Linked DNA regions of Homo sapiens: region 2 is linked to region 1. The links are chromatin loops, found by intact Hi-C in ENCODE. Cell type or tissue: gastrocnemius medialis. All regions are shown on one strand. Each heading gives the region's core, and the rest is flanking DNA. Links, peaks and the distances in the headings are about the cores only.

Region 1 (8,326 bases), core at 230-8,229:
TCAGTTTTGTTTTATTTTTAATTTTTGTTTTAATTTTTCAGCCTGGCTTCCTAGGAATTGCCCCTGGGTCAGCATAACTTAGTGTTCAGCCAGTGATTGGTCAGAGGTAGATTATGCTTAAATACCTTGATCTCATAAGGTTTCTACCCTCTGCCAATGGATCTGTATGTGGGTTGGGGAACATATTCAAACTTCAGGGGGTTCACAGGTCTCCCCTGAATTTAACTCTCTGTATGCTCAGCCAGGGATGAGTAGATAGCCAAGCTCTTTCAGTCTCCCCCAGTGTGCATACAACCTTCCACATCGTCAGGGGTAGGTGGGAGCTCATCAAGGCTCACTATGGCTTTCGTGCTCCTGGATGTCCCTGTTAGATGTCTTGCTGTTTTGATGATTTTTCTTGCCACAACTAGTATTACACTTCAGCCTACCTGCAATGTTGGCCTTAACATACATAATTTTTAAATAAAGAAATATACCTATACTGAGATGCACAATGATATATTCACTGACAAAAGTGCACAAGGGAACAAATTTGGCAACTGTGGTCTAGTTTTTGGTGTCTCTGACTGGTCTTCCCCAGGCTGGAAGCTATAATAGAATGCTGAGCTCTGGACCTGGCACTCCTTGGGTGGGGTCTAGGGGGGCACTTAGACAGGCTTTTGCAGAAGCCATCTCGGGGACAAATGGTGGTCATCCAAGGTAGTTGAACTTGCTTCCCTGGGACAGCCAGCACTGCTCATCTGGGCAGGGACTCTGCCCCTAGGGATGCAGGCCTGGCAGTTCCATCAGCAGGCTCGGGGTGGGAAGCCAGTTGCCCTCTACACTGGCTTCAAGTCACTAGAAGCCTGCCAGACACTCAGAAGGAAGGTCTCGCAGAGCCAAGAGAATGATCAGTTTCCTCAGGGCAGGGCTGCCGGGGAGGGTCACCCAGTAAGAAGCTGGCTCCTGATCCAGAAGCCCAGGCTGCAGAGGGCTGGGGCCTGTGTTCTCCTCCACCCCCTGAGCACTCACTTAGAAGACAAGGAGTCAGAGAGCAGCCCCATCCCCTTGGGCACTGCCCCTCTCCTTGGAGCGGGCACATAGAGAGGCCTGTGCCCGTGAGCTGAAGGTCAGTGTGCTCGGCAGGCACTGTGGGGTGGGGGAGGGTGGAGGGCAGAGGGGAGAGCTGGGCTGACAGTCACGTACGCTGATGTCACTGGTCACTCCGCCTCCCTGAGGTATCGCTTTCCTCATGGCCAAGCCTGCAGCTGAGTTCAGGGGGGCAGTCACGTCCCATCCCTGGCACAGCTCTTTAGGCCACTCACTGCACTGCCTCCAGGGCTGCTGAGGTCAGGGTGGCACTTACCAGCACTACCCAGTGTCAGCTCTGCTCTGACAGCAGGGTGGAGGAGCCTAGGGAGTGGGGAGAGTGGCGGGGACAGGTGTCTGGGGGCTGGGAGTGGCCAGGCTGCTGAGAAAGTGCCCCAGGATGCCTTGGGGGCTGGCCCAGCCTGGGGGGCTAAGCTGGGCTTCTATCACAGGTGAGCAGAGGGACAAACCAGGAGCTCCCAGTCTGAAGGAGAAAGACAGAACCCTTGCCCTCAGGGAGTTTCCAGTCTGATGGGAGAGTCAGCCCCTGCTTATAGGGAGCTCCCTGCCCCATGAGGAGACCCAGCCCCTGTCTGCAGATGCAGCCGTTGTGTCTGGGCTGAGTGTGGTAGTGGCGGTGGTCAAAGCTCCTTCCTATTCTCTTCCCCATGTAAGGTTCCCAGGTCACCCAGATTAGGTCCTCTGGAAGATCCTGTCCCTTGACACGTTGAGGACCTGGCAGGTGCCCTGCATGTGACTGCCCCGCATGCAATGTGGGGGGGCTGCCAGAGCCCAAGTGCAGACAGACGGAGGCGTCCCTGTGTCTGAGCTCGTCCTTGGGGCTGGGTCCAGCAGAGGGAGCTGCCAGCCAGCAGGAGCTGAGTCAAGCTGTCCCTGACCCCTGAGATGGCCTTGAGAAACTCCCACCGCTCACCCAGGGTAGGGGATTCACCCCATGATGGGAGCTAAAGGGCCTAGATTTTTCCCATGGTTGGAACTGAAGTGCCTAACAGCATATATGGGAGCCCAGGCTGCTTCAGCCCACCCCATCAACCCGTGCTGTCCCCATGGAGACCGCTCTGCAGAATCACAAGTTCTTAATTCTTCCAACTGAGCCTATGGAGTCCTTCTCACCATCCCCGGGGTAGACAGTAATGCAAGGAATCAGACCTAGGTGTGAGTTCTCCTCCCTCCCTTACTAGCTCTGTGACTCTAGGCAAGTTAAGTAACCTCTCTGGGTCTTGGTTTCTTCCTCTGCTGCTTCATGGGCTGCTGTAAAGGGGAAGTGCATGAAATTTGCCAGGCACATAGTAGGTGCCCAGTTAAGGTAACTTCCCTTTCCTAACAGACACATCAAGCTGCATCCAGAATGAGGTGGCACTAAGGGAACAAGGGGCATGACCCTTGGCTCTTCCCTCGGCACCCTGCCTTGCAGCCCTTCCACTCATGTGCCCATGGCTGTAGGTCAGGTCACCCCCCAGCAAGACTTACTGGCCACTTGCCACCCCCATGGAGACCATGCTGCAGTCTCCTTGGGGTTTGTAGATTCTGAATATTGCCTCCCTTTCCTATTCAGCATATTTACTGAAAACTTTCTATGTGCCAGACCCTGTTCTAGGCACTAGAACGGCAGTGAGCAAAATTGACAAAAGTCCCTGACTTCATGGAGCTGGCATTCAAGTGCAGGGTGACAAACATTAAACACAATTTTAGAGGGTGGTAGGTGCACTGGAGAAAGATAAAGGGAAAGGGGACAGGAGTGAAGGGTGTAGGGTGTGATGCAATTTTAAATGGGGAGGTCAAGGAAGGCCACCCTGAGAGGATAACATTTGAGTAAAGACTTGAAACTGGGAGCCATGTGCATGACTGGAGGAGAACATGCCCTGTAGGGGGAGCAGCACATGCAAAGGCCCCGGGGTGGAAACAGAGCTGTTTATTGGAGGAATAGCAAGGAGACCAGTGTGGAATGAATGAGGGAGAGTAGTGGGAGGTGAGATCAGAGAAGTAGGAGGGACTAGATTTTGTAGGGGCTGGTGGTAGGCCATTGTCAGAACTTTGGCAATGTCCACAAATGTGGACACAGAGAAGGAACAGGAAACTTCCATTTTCCTGATGGATAATGGGACAGTATGGAAATGCCACCTGTTTAATAAAGATGAGCCCAGAACTCCCAAAATTGGCACTGGAAGTACCTTCCTGACTAAGAGCGGCAGCTTGGTGCCTGGATCTGCCCCATGGGGGTCTCTCGCCAGATTCTGATGCCATCTCACAGTGGTCTTGTGGGGAGAGGTATGAGCCTGTTCAAGGGAGTGTCCACCACAGCCTGAGGGCAGGCGTGTGTCTTGTTGATCCTACATCTTACAGGCACTGAAAGAAGGAAGGAGTGAATGAATGAATGATGGACACAGGTGCTGTCCTTTAATTCTTTTTAGCACCAGGGACCAGGCTGGAGTATTTAAAAAGCCAAAGGCAGTAAACTCAGAGAGATAAGGCCTTTGAGGTGGTGTGGCTGACAATGCATTGCCTAAGCCTGCTCTTTTTCCACTTGGAGGCCCCCTACAGGGTGCCTCTGCTGGCTTCTGGGTGGCATCTCTGTGGCCAAAGCCCCATGACACTCACTCCTGCAACACAGACTCATCTCAGACACCCAGCACCTTCAGAGGCTGAGCTGGGAGTCAGGATTCCCACCTCCTGAAATCCAGCATCTTGTCTGAGGCCTTCTCTTTCTTCCCTGAGCCCCACCAGAAGGAGCCGCCTCTTTGTGGGGAGTTCCCCCATACCCCCACCCCACACACAAAGTCCGGCCTCATGGCCCTCACCCAAATGACCCTAATCTCAGTTGGCATCAGACAAGAGCTGCCTCAGGCAGGGGTGGGGAGTGGCCTAGAGTAGAGGAATATTACTAATGACACCACCACAGTAGCGGCAACTCACACTCACAAACACTGCCCTTGTGTCAGACTGTCCTAACCACGCCATCCGCATGATCTCATTTAGCCCTGAGAGGCCTCCATGAGCTGCCTGAGGGAATGGGGGCCCCAAGAGATCAAGGGACTTGTCTCTGAGGGGCACTTCCAGGTGCTCTACCCTGGGTGGGGGTGAAAGCTCTGGCAGGGCCCTGGCCCAGAACTGATTCTTCCAGCTGCTGCTAGGCCGCCCTGCAGCAGCCAGGCAGAGGGGTTCATCCCAGGGCACCCCTATCTCCTGTGCGACCCAAGCTAAGTATGTCAAACTCCAGCCCCATCCTTCAGAGCAGGACCCTGAGCAGCCCCCTCCTGTCTCTGGCTGCACTGCAAGGACAGCAGAGTTGGCTGCCAGGGCTCGGGCCGCCCCCAGGGTGTGCTGCTGCTCCTCTGGACTGCCAAGGCTGCCTGCCTGCTCACCCTTCACCTCTGGGCCAGCTGGGCCCGCCAGGGAGAGGTGCTGTAAGCAGGGACAAGCCCAACTTCCCTCTCAGGCTGAGAATGTGTCTCCTGCCTGCAGAGAACAGATGTGGGGACCCACATGTACAGAGGAAGACTTGGAGACTTCCAGAGCCCATGCCTCCTGCCCTGGGAGAGGTTGCTGGAGAGCTGGGCCCTGCTTGCTATGAACCCTGACCATTCCAGGCTTTACTTGCCCTTCCCAGGCTAGCACAGCTGCTGCCCTGCCTGCCCAGCTCATGGCAGGTAAGACCACATGTTGCAGGAAAACTGCAAACTGCAAACAGGGGCTTCTCCCAATTCACCCCCTGCATTCTCCTCTCCCTCTGCATCTGCATGCCCATGCCACCCCTTCCCTTCAAGGGCCTGTCCTGGAACCCAACAGCTGGATGATGCCCACTTCCTTCTGAACGTGGAATGCCGGGAACCATACCTCTCACATGGCCACAGCTCGCCTTCCTCTTGATTTCTAGTCATTCATGCACAGGTTGGACTGCTAAACATGGAGACAAGCCTGGGGGGACAAGACTGATGAGATATGAGTCCACTCAGCAACAGGGCTTGATATAGAGCCCTGTTCTTCCTACTGCCTCTTCTTTCTAGAAAACAGTGAGATAGAAGTAGGTGAGGAGTAAGGGAGTGAGACCGGGGCTGAGGGCTTGGGGAACAATAGAAAGAACCTGGGCTGGGAGAACACAGACCTGGGGTTGTGCCCTGGCTCTCCCTAACTGCTCCTACCCCCATGCCCCTCCCGTTTAAACATTTGAGAAAAGAAGTGATGCCTCTAGGGTCTCAGGCTTAGTCTACCCATCAGACAAAGGCTCCACTCATCTCAGAACCCAGAGCTGGCAGGATGGGAGCCAGAGACCTGATGGAGGTCATGAAACTGGCAGAGAGAAAACTCGCAGAAGTGGCCCACCCTGTGGCCTGGGCGCGTGCAGCTGCCTGATTCACAGCCCCTCCTGGCAAAGCCTTCATGAAGCCTTCGTGCGTCTTCTCCAGAGCTGGGTTGGAGGCTGCTTTGCGATCCCAGAACCTAATGGAGGGTCTGGCCTAGAACATGCCCATAATACTTGATTGTTGAACAAACGAGGCGGAGTTGAATGGGGTCCTTGCCCACACCCACATCAGCTGGCACTGACAGTAGCCTTATCATTGAGAAGGCTCAGCAGTGAGCACAAGGAGGTGGGCCTGAGGATGATGGGCGTCCTGGACTCCAGGAAAGCGGTTTGCTGGTAAGCAGTTCCATGGAAAAGAAAGGATCCCATGGCTTTACACTTTGGAAGGCTTGGAGAACCCGGAGAGACACCAGGTTTTGCAGTGGAGCCCTTCCTCGCCCATCTTGGCCAAATAGAAGGAGGTGGGTGCAGGGTGCTAAAAAGCCCTCCATTTTGAAAGTCCATGTTCAAAATCTGGCAAAATGGACTTAGGCCAAATACCAGTGCATGGCTCACCCTGGAGGAAGGAGCTGAGATCTCAGGGATGAAGACCTCAAATTGCATTCTTTCTTTTAGCTCTGTTGGAGCAAAAAATAGCCCCAACTTCTCCCCCACAGGGGGGACAAGCCAACAGCAGAGAAGAGTGAATCCGATGGGTGAGTCCCAGAAAAGACAAGAGATGTTAGGATTGAGCAAGCCCCCTTCATGGGGCCAAGTCTGGGGCTAGAGGGACTTTCATTTCCAGTGCTGAAAGACCTCCTGCTCATAAGCACAGAAACCTCAGCTACAGACGGAAGGCAGAAAGCCAAAGCTGGGCTGAGCATGTTCTAATGTATAAAAGTGTGAAGACTCTATTTAGGAAATGACAGACTTCTGAGCTTGAAGTCAATTCCCAGTGAATACTTGAGAGTTGATTATTATGTGAATTCATAGATAAAGAAGACAGATGGACAGACAGATAAATAGTAGAACCCTTCTGCTTACATGTAATTTCATATATTCTTAAAACATGGAGAGATGGGTTTTGTTACCATAGTTGGCAAGTGAGGAACCTGAGGCATTTGGAGGTTAAGTAATTTGCCCCAAACCACATCGCTAGAACTGGGCAGGACAGGCCCCCAGCTCTGTTGACCACAAATTCCAGGGATTTCCTCTCCAGACCCTCCAGCTGGTTCTACTGGAAGCAAACAATGCCGTGCTAACCAGCCTCAGCTCTTTCTCACTGGGATGCTGGACTGCTGGAGGTGAGAATGCTGAGTTTTGGCCAAGAGGGTAATATAGGCCTGTTAGGATATGCTAGTGAGGCCAGCTCCCATGCTAACAGCAGGGACTCAACCATGGTGACAAATGATGAATGGACACCTGGAATTCTCTAGGGCTTGTTTCACGGCCCTTGTCCTTGGCCCCATCCCCCTCAACATTTTTATCAATTGCTTGAATGGAGACCTGAGAAGCTCCCCTCCCTCTGTTTGCAGATGACCCACAGCTGAGAGGAGCAGGCTTGGCAGCACAATGAGGATTCAAAATTAGCCTGACAGTGCCTGGAACAATGGGTAAAACCAACAAGAGAGATCAACAGTAGGCATAAGTGACAAGTCCAGCTCTAGGGAGAGAAAAAAATCAAGTCAAAAGGCACATGGGGATTGATCCTACAGAAATGCTGACTTATGTGCAAAAGGAGTCCTGGCAACATGGCCTTAAATGCTGCAAAGGCCTAGAAACAACCAAAATGTCCACCAGTAGGGGATTGGTTGAATACTTTAGGTAGATCCACACAATGGAAGGCTATGGGCCTGATACAGAGAATGAGCCAAGGAATTATGTACGGATAAGGAAAATTCCCCAAGATACCTGGTTAAGTGAAAAAGCAAGGTGCCCGACAGTGCACACTGATAGTGTAGACTATGCAGCTCTTTGTATGATTAGGAATGTGTGTCTCCGTTTGTATATGTACAGATCATCTGCAGACAGATACACAAGAAAAGTGTATCTGAAAAGTGGCTGGCTGGGGTCTTGCTTTGTACTGTATGTATATCTTTTGTGTATTTTTTTGTGCCATATATATATTTGTGTGTGTGTGTGTGTGTGTGTGTGTGTAAATGGATAAAGCAGCCCTTGTATCAATTCTAGTGAAAAAGACCTGTAAGTCTGGCCCACCATAAACTCACTGAGCGCTAATTAAAAACAAAAACAAACAAACAAACAAAAAACACCAAACTGACTGTAATGTGAGGTTATACCCACAGGAACACAGGGCCCTGACAGGAGGTATATGTTCTGCTATGCTCTGAGCTGGTCAGGCTGTACTCGGAGTGTGGGGTCTCTCTGAGGAGCCATGTTTGAGGAGAAACATTGGCAGTTAGAACAGACCTAGGGGAACAGCTTGGCTGGGGTGGGAGCAGGGTAGAGGAGAGAACCTTGGTGGGCTTGGAGATGCTGGAGGAATGGAGAGCTATCGAGTTTGGACAAGATGCCTGTGCCTGTGGGATGGGAGAGGAATATGCTGACTCTCTCTGGTTTACTAAAGGACTGGCATGCAGAAGCAGGAGGAACCTGATTATTTTATTTGTTCTGAAGAACAGAACTTGGATCAATGGTTTGGAAGGTACAGAGAGGTAAATCTTGGCCTTAGGAAGTCCTATCAAGAATTGGAACAGCCCACTAGTACAGGAATGGGCTCCCATCACCAGGTGTTTTCAGGTAGCCACTGTGATCATCTATCTAGGATGTTGGAGTGAGCATTGACAATCACCAGGGCCCATATTCTTGGGCTCACTACAGGCTTATTGAAACTGAATCCCTGTAGTTAAAGTCTAGAAATCTGCTTTACTTATTTATTTTTACCTCAGATATAGATAATTGATTCAATTATACTCATTGATTCCCAGCATCCTAACA
Region 2 (8,326 bases), core at 8-8,007, 150 kb after region 1:
AGATGGTAGAAAGAGGGGAACAAGGACAGAAGTATTTTTGAAGCAGAGCAGGCCCCGGGATTGCTGATGGCTTTGATCACCCGAAGGGATGGTCAGATTATGAATGCGTCTTTGGGCTTGAGCAGCTGTGGGGATGGAGGTGCCGTTCACAGGTATAAGAAAGTAACAGGCTTATGAGGAGAACGAACTCTTGCAATTTGTATATCAGGGAAAAAAGCTCGATATCCTTTGCTCACAAAACCTGTTCTGTCTGAATGTACTATAAAGACCATGTGTCCATATGACAACAAAAGATACAGCCATTTAAAGAACTCAAAGGTGTCTGTGACAGAGGATGGGGGAGCTAGGCTCTGAAAATAGCCAACGTGGCCAAAAGTGTATCAATCACAAGTAAAATTTCAAAACTGCTTTCCTTCTGGGCTTTCCACACCGTGCGGCTGACAGCCAGGGCTCTCCCTCCAGCCAAAGGCGGGGCCGTGTGGTCAGGGACCGAGGCTGGCAGGGGCACCTCACGCCCTGTGTTTGAGCTTCTTTCACTCGTGCTCCCTCTCATCTGATTTTCATGTTGTGCGAACCATGGTCACTAGATTTGGGCATGGTTCTTTCTGTAAGTCAAGAGATTTTTTTTTTCTTTTATAATCATCTTCTTTGAGAATGAAGGCGTTTCTTTTTATTGGGAAAAAAGTACCAGCTGGAATTATACACTGAATCACATTCCCGGCGCCACGTTCTGAGGGGAACTTGGGCATTAGATCCTGCCACGGCACTCCCGCTGGGCGCCCTCAATCAGAGGACAACACTGACCATCTGCCCTGTGCCTGTCAATGCAAACCCCAGAGGAAGACACAGAAAATTCCTTCCTCTAGGGATTTTGGTTGGGAAAATCCAGGCTTTTCCTCCAACTCTGTATCCTGTGTAGTCCTACTGGACCCCAAACCCAAGGCTTCTGACCTTGACGAGCCCCAGTCTCAGTCCTAGCCTCAGTCAGCCCTGCCTCTCTCCTGGGCCTTCCCTGACCTCTGCCACATCCCCTTCTTTCTTTCCTTCATCCTTCTTTACCTCTGACTGGAGATGTCCTGAACTTTTTTGCTCCGGTGCTGGTCTAGCCCTAGGCCACCTCCTCCAGGAAGCCCCTAGTGGTCAAGCCTGATGCCATCATCAACCTGGCAGCAGTTTCCAGTGCTCTCTCCTTCTATATACTGGTGTGTGATGGTCCTGGATTGTGTGCGTGTGTACATGTGTAACAGATCTGAAGGAGCATCTCTTCTGTTCAGATAGGAGGATCTTAGGGGCCTCATAATGACCAGCGGACACCTTTCCATTCTCTTCCTCGAGAATCCTCTCATTACGGGCCTGTTGCCAGTGACTGGCCTGTCTTCCCACTCTCCCTGGCCTCTGTTTCAGGTCCCTTCCATCCAGCCAACACATATTTACTGAGTACCTATTCTGTGCCAGACACGTGCTGAGAGCACAAGTATGAACAAGATAGGCAGTTCCCAGCTCTCATGGAACTGCTATTCTGAGTGAGGCATCCTCAGGGAGGTCGATGGGTGCGTGGGGAGCGTGTACACAGAGGGAGAGAGAGAGATCATCACCCACAGTGACAGGTGCCATTTGCTCCACAAGTTGAGTATCTATTGTGTGTCAGGTCCTATTCCAGGGACTTAGGACACATCAGTGAATAAAACAAAGACACCAACTCTTGTAAAACTTAAATTCAAGGTGAGGGGAGACAGAAAGTACACAATGCACTTAATAAATACATGCATTTTATAATGTGAAAACATTAAAGAGTGGTAAGTGTTTAGAAAAAAAGATAAAAGAGTATAGGGTAAGAGGGCTGGAGAGTGTAGGAAGAATATTGCCATTTTAAATAGGATGCCCAGGGCAGGCCTCATTGAGAAGGCGATGTTTGAGCAAAGACTTGAAGAAGGCAAGGGAGTGAGTCCTGCAGATATCTGGAGAAAGAACATTCCAGGCAGAGGGGGAAAGCTGTGCAAAGGCCCTGGGTCAGGAGTATGCCAGATGTGTTTGAAGAACACACTTGCTGTTCTTGGAAAGGAATCATGTAGGACCTTGAAGGCCATCGTAAGGACTTTGGTCTTTAGTCTGAGGAAGACCAGGAGCCACTGCGGGGATTTGAGCCAAAAAGTGACATGAGCTGACTCAGCCCTTCCTCATTAAATGCAGCAATTGATAGAAAGTGACTGAGGTGGGGAGGAGGCTGCTACTTTAGGTAATGAGGTCAGGGCAGTCTTTCTGAGGAGGAGCACCTAAGCTGGGAGCTTAGAGGCAGAGAATGACCCCACCCACTCTTCTTTCCCCTCCTCTTCCTCAAACTGTCAACCAGGGAAAAGCCTTCTGATGTCTACCACACCTCACGCATCTCCTTTCCCTCATCCTTTCATCCTCTCTCCCTTCCTCTCTCACCATCTCCATTTTCTCCCTCCCCTCTTCTTTAGTCTTCTGCCGCACCCCTCAGAGATGAGGCCTCTGCCTTCCTGGGGTTCTTAGAAAACAGTTGTGAAAAGCAGAAGGAAATGCTGCAGTAGGCCCTTGGCAGGAAGGAGGGCAGCAGATTACAGTGTCTGGTCCCAGAGGCTCACCCTGTAATCATCACTGTGTTTCAGGTGACCGGGGACCCTGAGGCATGCCCCTACCAGGCCAGGACTTTCTATCCTCAGCCAACCCTCCCCAGTCCCCCACCTCAAACATAGGCAAGAGAGAGGAGGCAGCTTCAAGGCCTCGCCGTCAGCCCAGCCTTCAAGGCCTGATGAGGAGCCAGCTAGAGGGGACCCCTGAGCCTTCAAGCACAACCCCCACGGGGTACAGAGGATGGAACTGAGGCCCCAAGAGGAAACAATGTAACTCCAGGTCTCAGGGTGAGATTTGAACCCAAGGCACTGTCTGCACCCCAGACTACCTCATCTTCTGGCCTAGGCCTTGGGGTCAAGTGGCAGGTCAAGGATTTGGCTCCCTTGCCTCAGACAAAGAAGAGGGGCTGTCTGTGGTCAGACACTGCATTACCAAGGCAGGGCAGGGGTGCTTTGCTGCTAGATGCTGGCATCCAAAGGGCCAGGGAGAACTCATCCCCAGTGGAGAGTGACCCTAACCGCACATCTTCAGGAGAATGGGGATGGCTCAGGACAGCCCTGCCCCACTGAAGTAACAGCTCAACCAGCCAGTGGAGCAAAGCTCCAAGGGACAGGTAAGCCCACAGGCCGTCTTTTCAGCCCCATCCCAGGGGCCCAGGCTCTGAGTCTGTGAATAGAATCCCTCCTATCCTCTAGGAAGAGAGATTTCAGTGTCAGCCTCCTGGGTCACCTGTCTATCCGGTCCAGAAATAGACCTGGCCCTCCTTGGCTGTCACGTGCCATGCGTGGCTGTGGCCTCCAGCACCTGAGTCATCTGTGACTCATCGCCCTCTGCCCTTGGTCTCAAGAGGGCTGGGCCAGGACTCATAAGACCAGTCTGATGTCCCTGCTACAGGCCTGTCCCTCCCTGCTCCACCCCACACTGTGACATAGGAAAATAGCCAGACGCCTTGCAGCAGACACCCATATGAACTCCCATCTGCTCACAGGGGACCCAGACGCCTAACCCCACTCACCCCTGCACACACACACACACGCACACACACACACACTCCTTCACAGCGCCTCTCTGCTCACATGTGTGCTGGGTGGCCCCACATCTCCCAGAGTCTCTCCATAAGCCCAAAGCACTGCTCTGAGATTTAGGCCCTGCTATTAACTCCCTGGGTGACCTCACACAAGATTCCTCCCCTTCTCTTTTGGGGCCTCAGTTCCCTCCTCTGATCTGGGACTCACACGTCTCCAAGATCCTTTCTAGACCTTAATTTAAGGTGGGGCATGGTGATTACAGACTACGGTGAATGATTGAAGGGAAAGAACTAGGAGGGTGATGGTGGGCACAGTGGAGGGGAAGGAGGACACCTGCCCGGGACCCTTCAGATCACACCACACCTCTGGCTACAGTAAAGAATGACAAAGAATGGCAATGCCCTGAAAGACTCTTCCTCAAACAGCCAACTCTGGGCCTCCAGTGCCCCACAAAACCCACTACCTCAGAAGAAGGACCAAGGGGTTGAACTCCTAAAGGGACCTCCCTAAAGACACTGCTGTGTCTCCCCTCAGACTGGGCTCCCTAAAGACACTGCTGTGTCTCCCCTCAAACTGGGGCTCCCTGAGTCAGGGCTGTGCCTCCCCTCAGACTGGGGCTCCCTGAGGATGGGGCTGCATCTCCCTCAGAATGGGGCTTCCTGAGGACAGGGCTGCGTCTCCCTCAGACTGGGGCTTCCTGAGGACGGGGCTGCATCTCCCTCAGACTGCGGTTCCCTGAGGACGGGACTGCGTCTCCCCTCAGACTGGGGCTCCCTGAGGATGGGGCTGCACCTCGCTCAGACTGGGGCTCCCGTAGGACGGGGCTGCGTCTCCCCTCAGACTGGGGCTCCCTGAGGATGGGGCTAAACCTCGCTCAGACTGGGGCTCCCGTAGGACGGGGCTGTGTCTCCCTCAGAGTGGGGCTCCCTGAGGATGGGGCTGTTCTCTTCCTGACTCTCCCACAGGTCAAGAGCTTTCAGTCCCACCTTTTTTCCCAAATCTTCCTCTCTTGACTGAGTATGACCCAACTCTAGGCCAGTTCTTCTCAGCCTGGTTTCTTCTCTGTGAATTGGACCCAGGATGACAGCACCCACAGAGAGGGGCCCATGTACTGATGAAACCATCTAAATAGCCATCACCACCAGGTGTCTCCCATATTCCACCTGTTTTATCCTCAAATTCTCCTGGTTAATGTGGTTCACACCTAGATATGGTTCCTTAGAGGAAAGACAGGGCAGTGTGATCCAGAAATCAGAGATTTGGCAGGAGCCACAAAGCTGAGGGTCATCAGCCACTCACACTCTATTTGTCGTTTTTCACCCACCTGGACCCCAGAACACCTCCCCCGCCCCAGGAAGGGGTTAAGGAGTATCCCTCCCAGGGTACGGGGCATTGGGAAAGCTAGGAGGGAGCCATGTTCCTCCACTTGGCCCAAGCTTCAGTTTCCCAATCCAGTATTATTACCGTGAGGCAGAACCAGGCCGGAGGCAGCTGGGCAGACTGGACACCACCAGGCTGTGGATCCCAGAATCTTCTTCTCTTATTGGAGTGGCCCAGGGAACCAGACTAGCTCCTGAGAGCTCTCAGCTGGGAGGGCCCTGGGCTCTGGGTAGAGAGGGGCATGAGCTCAGCAGAGGCAGGGCAGGAAGACTACTCAAGAGAGCAAGGAAGAACCCCAGACAGGAGGTTGTAAGTGGGCCTGTCATCTCCGTGACGTGGAGAAGTAGCAGAGACCACGTCCGGGTCTCCAGTTGCCACCGTCACCCTTCTGTCACAGCTTCCAGTACTGACTTCCTTACTTTTTTGTTTTACCACAACCCCCCTGAAAAATATATCCTACCTCATGACCCAGAACGCATGTACACACACACACACACACACACTCCACACAAGTTTCAAGAAACAATACTTACCCTTACTCTATGCAAGACTAAATATTTTCTGCCCTATTCTCTTCCTATTTAAGAAAAAGAATCATGCTGGTTGCATGCTGTTAAATCGACTTCATGACCCACATAGATCACAATGTGCATTTTGGAAACCCTACCCCAAGGTCAGCAAGCTAGATATAGTGCCATTGTACAGGTAGGGACACTGAGGCCCAGAGAACAACCAAGAGCTGCCTGAGGTCACAGGGCTGGTTGGTGACAGAGCCCCAGCCAGAGCTCTGGGGTCTTGGCTCCCAGAGAATTGTTTCCACTGGAAGTTTCCAGAGCCTGAGGGACTCGGAGATAGCTGCCTGCAGAATGAGGACTGGGGAAGAGAATTCCCACCGGCAGGTCATCAGGGAGGAGGAGACGGATGTTTACTGAGGCTCTCTCAGAGCTTCTGCAGGTAGCAGCAGTGAAGGCTATGCTAAGCCTGTGGAAAAGGTCAGCCTTGAGGGTCAGCGCCAGGTCCTCCAGAGCACGATGAAAAGGAGAAAGGGGAGTGGCCTGGCTACAAGGTCACATGGACTCAATCCAAAGGAGGCTCCCAGTCTGATGGGGGAGACACTGCCTGTGCCCTCAGAGAGCTCCTAATTTGTTTCAGATCTCTGCTGCAGGCAGAAAGTGAGGACAAATCCAGAACGAGGGCCCACACACAATGTCTACACTGGATACCTCAGCAGCAAAGCAGTGAGAAGGCTGGGGAGGAGGAAGGGGAGCAGCAAAGCAACTGAGAACTCGCAAGAGGGAGGTCCAGCCACTCCATCCAGGCAGGGTTGCCAGACAAAGTACGGGATGCCCAGTTAAATTTGAATTTCACACAAACAATGAAAATTTAATGGGGCACCTCGTGTTTTTATTTGCTGCATCTGACAACTTACTTCTAGGATCTTCCCTCCTCAGACCCAGAAGGCCAGCTGACCAGAGAGGCCTGAGGCCCATGCAGGACTAACAGACAGCAGGAGAAACTGAGGAAGAGCTTCATGTCCAGGTACCTGGTATTGACCCAGGGTGAGGGTGAGACAGAGATGAGGGGCTCTGGGACCCCCCATCCCCTAGAAGGTAGTCCTCAGATCATGGATACCTCCTTCCCACCTTCAGAGAGGGAGAGAGGATGGTCTGGGATGCAAGAGATAGCCTTTGGAGTGGACATGTAATGGTGGGCGAGGGAAGAAATGGCTTCCTTTGCCCCCTCCCAGCAGCCACCCATTCAAGATAAGCAAGACTCCAGGGACACTTCCTGTGAAGCAAACGCCAACGGCCGGCACACCACTGGCATCTGGGGGCCGGGGTGGGAGAGAGGCAGTTTCTCCGAAGTCATGGGGCCTGGAGGAGGGTTTTACCAGCATCGAGCTGAGCCCTTCCCCTCACCCCCATGTCTCTTCTGCCCCCTTTCCCCACTGCGTGCCCTCCACCCACCACCAGCACCACCATTTGGGTTTTTACTATGGCTGCCAGAGACTTAGGCAGTGTCAAGGGTGTGGCTGGGGTCACCACAGTCACAAGGAAAGGGGATGAGCCCCGCTGGCCTCAACAAGAAGGCATTCCCTGGGCTCCCATAATCTTTGCCAGCAAAATGTACCCTTCCCCAGTCCCCAGAATGGGGGGTAAGCACTAGGACTTGGGGAGTGGGGCACAGAGCAATGCTGGGGATGCAGCCAGGAGCCGAGCCTGGGGCCACATCCTGGGAAGGGATTAATTGTAGGCCTGAGACTCTGTGCCCAGGGCTTAGGGCCCTGTGCCCTGCCTGCACCTCATTACGAGAAGGAAAGGAAAAGTTGTTTCCATTTTTCCTTGTGGGTTTCTGCACTGGCTGTTGCCACACCAAGAGAATGAACCATCCCCAAAAAGGCTCGGCATTTTAGATGGTTCATCTAAAGGGATCCGTAGATCCCTTTCTCCCCAAGGGAGAAGGCCCAAGGTCATACCCTCACCATCAGGGAGCACACGGGCTAATCAGAGAGAATTTGTCCCTGCTCTTGGGGACCCTGACAGGGTGAGGTGACTAATGTTCATTTATTCATTCATTCTACAAGTACCATATTTATTGAGCCCCTTAAGAGGGGACTGGGGGTGGGTTTTACCAGCATCCAGCTGAACTCTTCCCCTCACTCCAGGTCTCTTCTTCCCTCCTTCCCTTTTAAGTGGCAATCACTGTGTGTTCATTGTCTAATATAATCCACATCAACACCTGGGAGGTAGGTGTTGCCATGTCCATTTTACAGAGCAAGACAATGAGCCCCAGAGAGATCCAGCAACTTGCCCAAGGTCACAGAGCTAGAAAACTCTACTGATGTCAAAAGTAGAGCTCAGCTCTGTCCGATTTCAAATCCTCTCTTCCTACATCCTTGTGCCAAATCACGACGACAATAGCTAACCTTTATCGGGCCCTTATTGCATGCCAGTCATCCTCCTATAACCATCTGCATTTCCCTGAGCACCAGCACTCTCAGCTCTAGTATGGGGACACTACTGCCAATGTCTGGTGTGGGGAGGATGACATGATCATATGTACACGAAACACTGTGAAATAGATATCATGGTGCCTGTTTCAGAGATGGCAAGTGAGATGCAGAAAGGTAATTGTCCTAAACATAGCTGAGAAGCTGTCGGAGCTGGGGCTGTGTTTGGGGTTTGGGTTTTGGACCTCGGGGCTCAGAAATTGCAGCCAGGATTTGAACCCAGGCAGTCAGGCTGGGCCAGGCCAGAAGTGACCCAGTGTTATCAATTCTGGGCTGCCACACAGAAGACTATTAATAGCCATGAGGTGTTTAT

What was found. Peaks named below come from ENCODE experiments on the same cell type or tissue, not always from the same donor. Only the 100,000 strongest peaks of a DNase experiment are listed, where the experiment ranks them.
Region 2: a loop joins it to region 1, with 3 times the contacts of the local background. A loop is called at or near these places in 2 of 110 quality-filtered maps.

What each region holds. Positions count from the first base shown.
Region 1 is chr6:43,947,526-43,955,851 of GRCh38, reverse strand. No RefSeq gene overlaps it. Among named protein-coding and RNA genes, the nearest start is that of LINC03040, 49 kb to the left of the region's middle. RefSeq lists an enhancer at 4,205-5,190. In gastrocnemius medialis, for the core only: CTCF peaks have their summits at 1,908 (motif pointing right) and 4,403; DNase peaks (open chromatin) are centred at 901, 1,241, 1,861, 4,451 and 2 weaker places; H3K4me3 peaks cover 538 bases; H3K27ac peaks cover 4,092 bases.
Region 2 is chr6:43,794,112-43,802,437 of GRCh38, reverse strand. LOC105375070 (a long non-coding RNA gene) reads right to left here and starts at 5,279. Exons shown (of 3, transcript XR_007059588.1): 1 at 5,088-5,279. RefSeq lists enhancers at 2,425-2,474, 2,592-3,176, 3,235-3,374. In gastrocnemius medialis, for the core only: no CTCF peak of the experiment used is centred there; DNase peaks (open chromatin) are centred at 2,170, 3,437, 4,397, 5,085 and 2 weaker places; H3K27ac peaks cover 5,392 bases.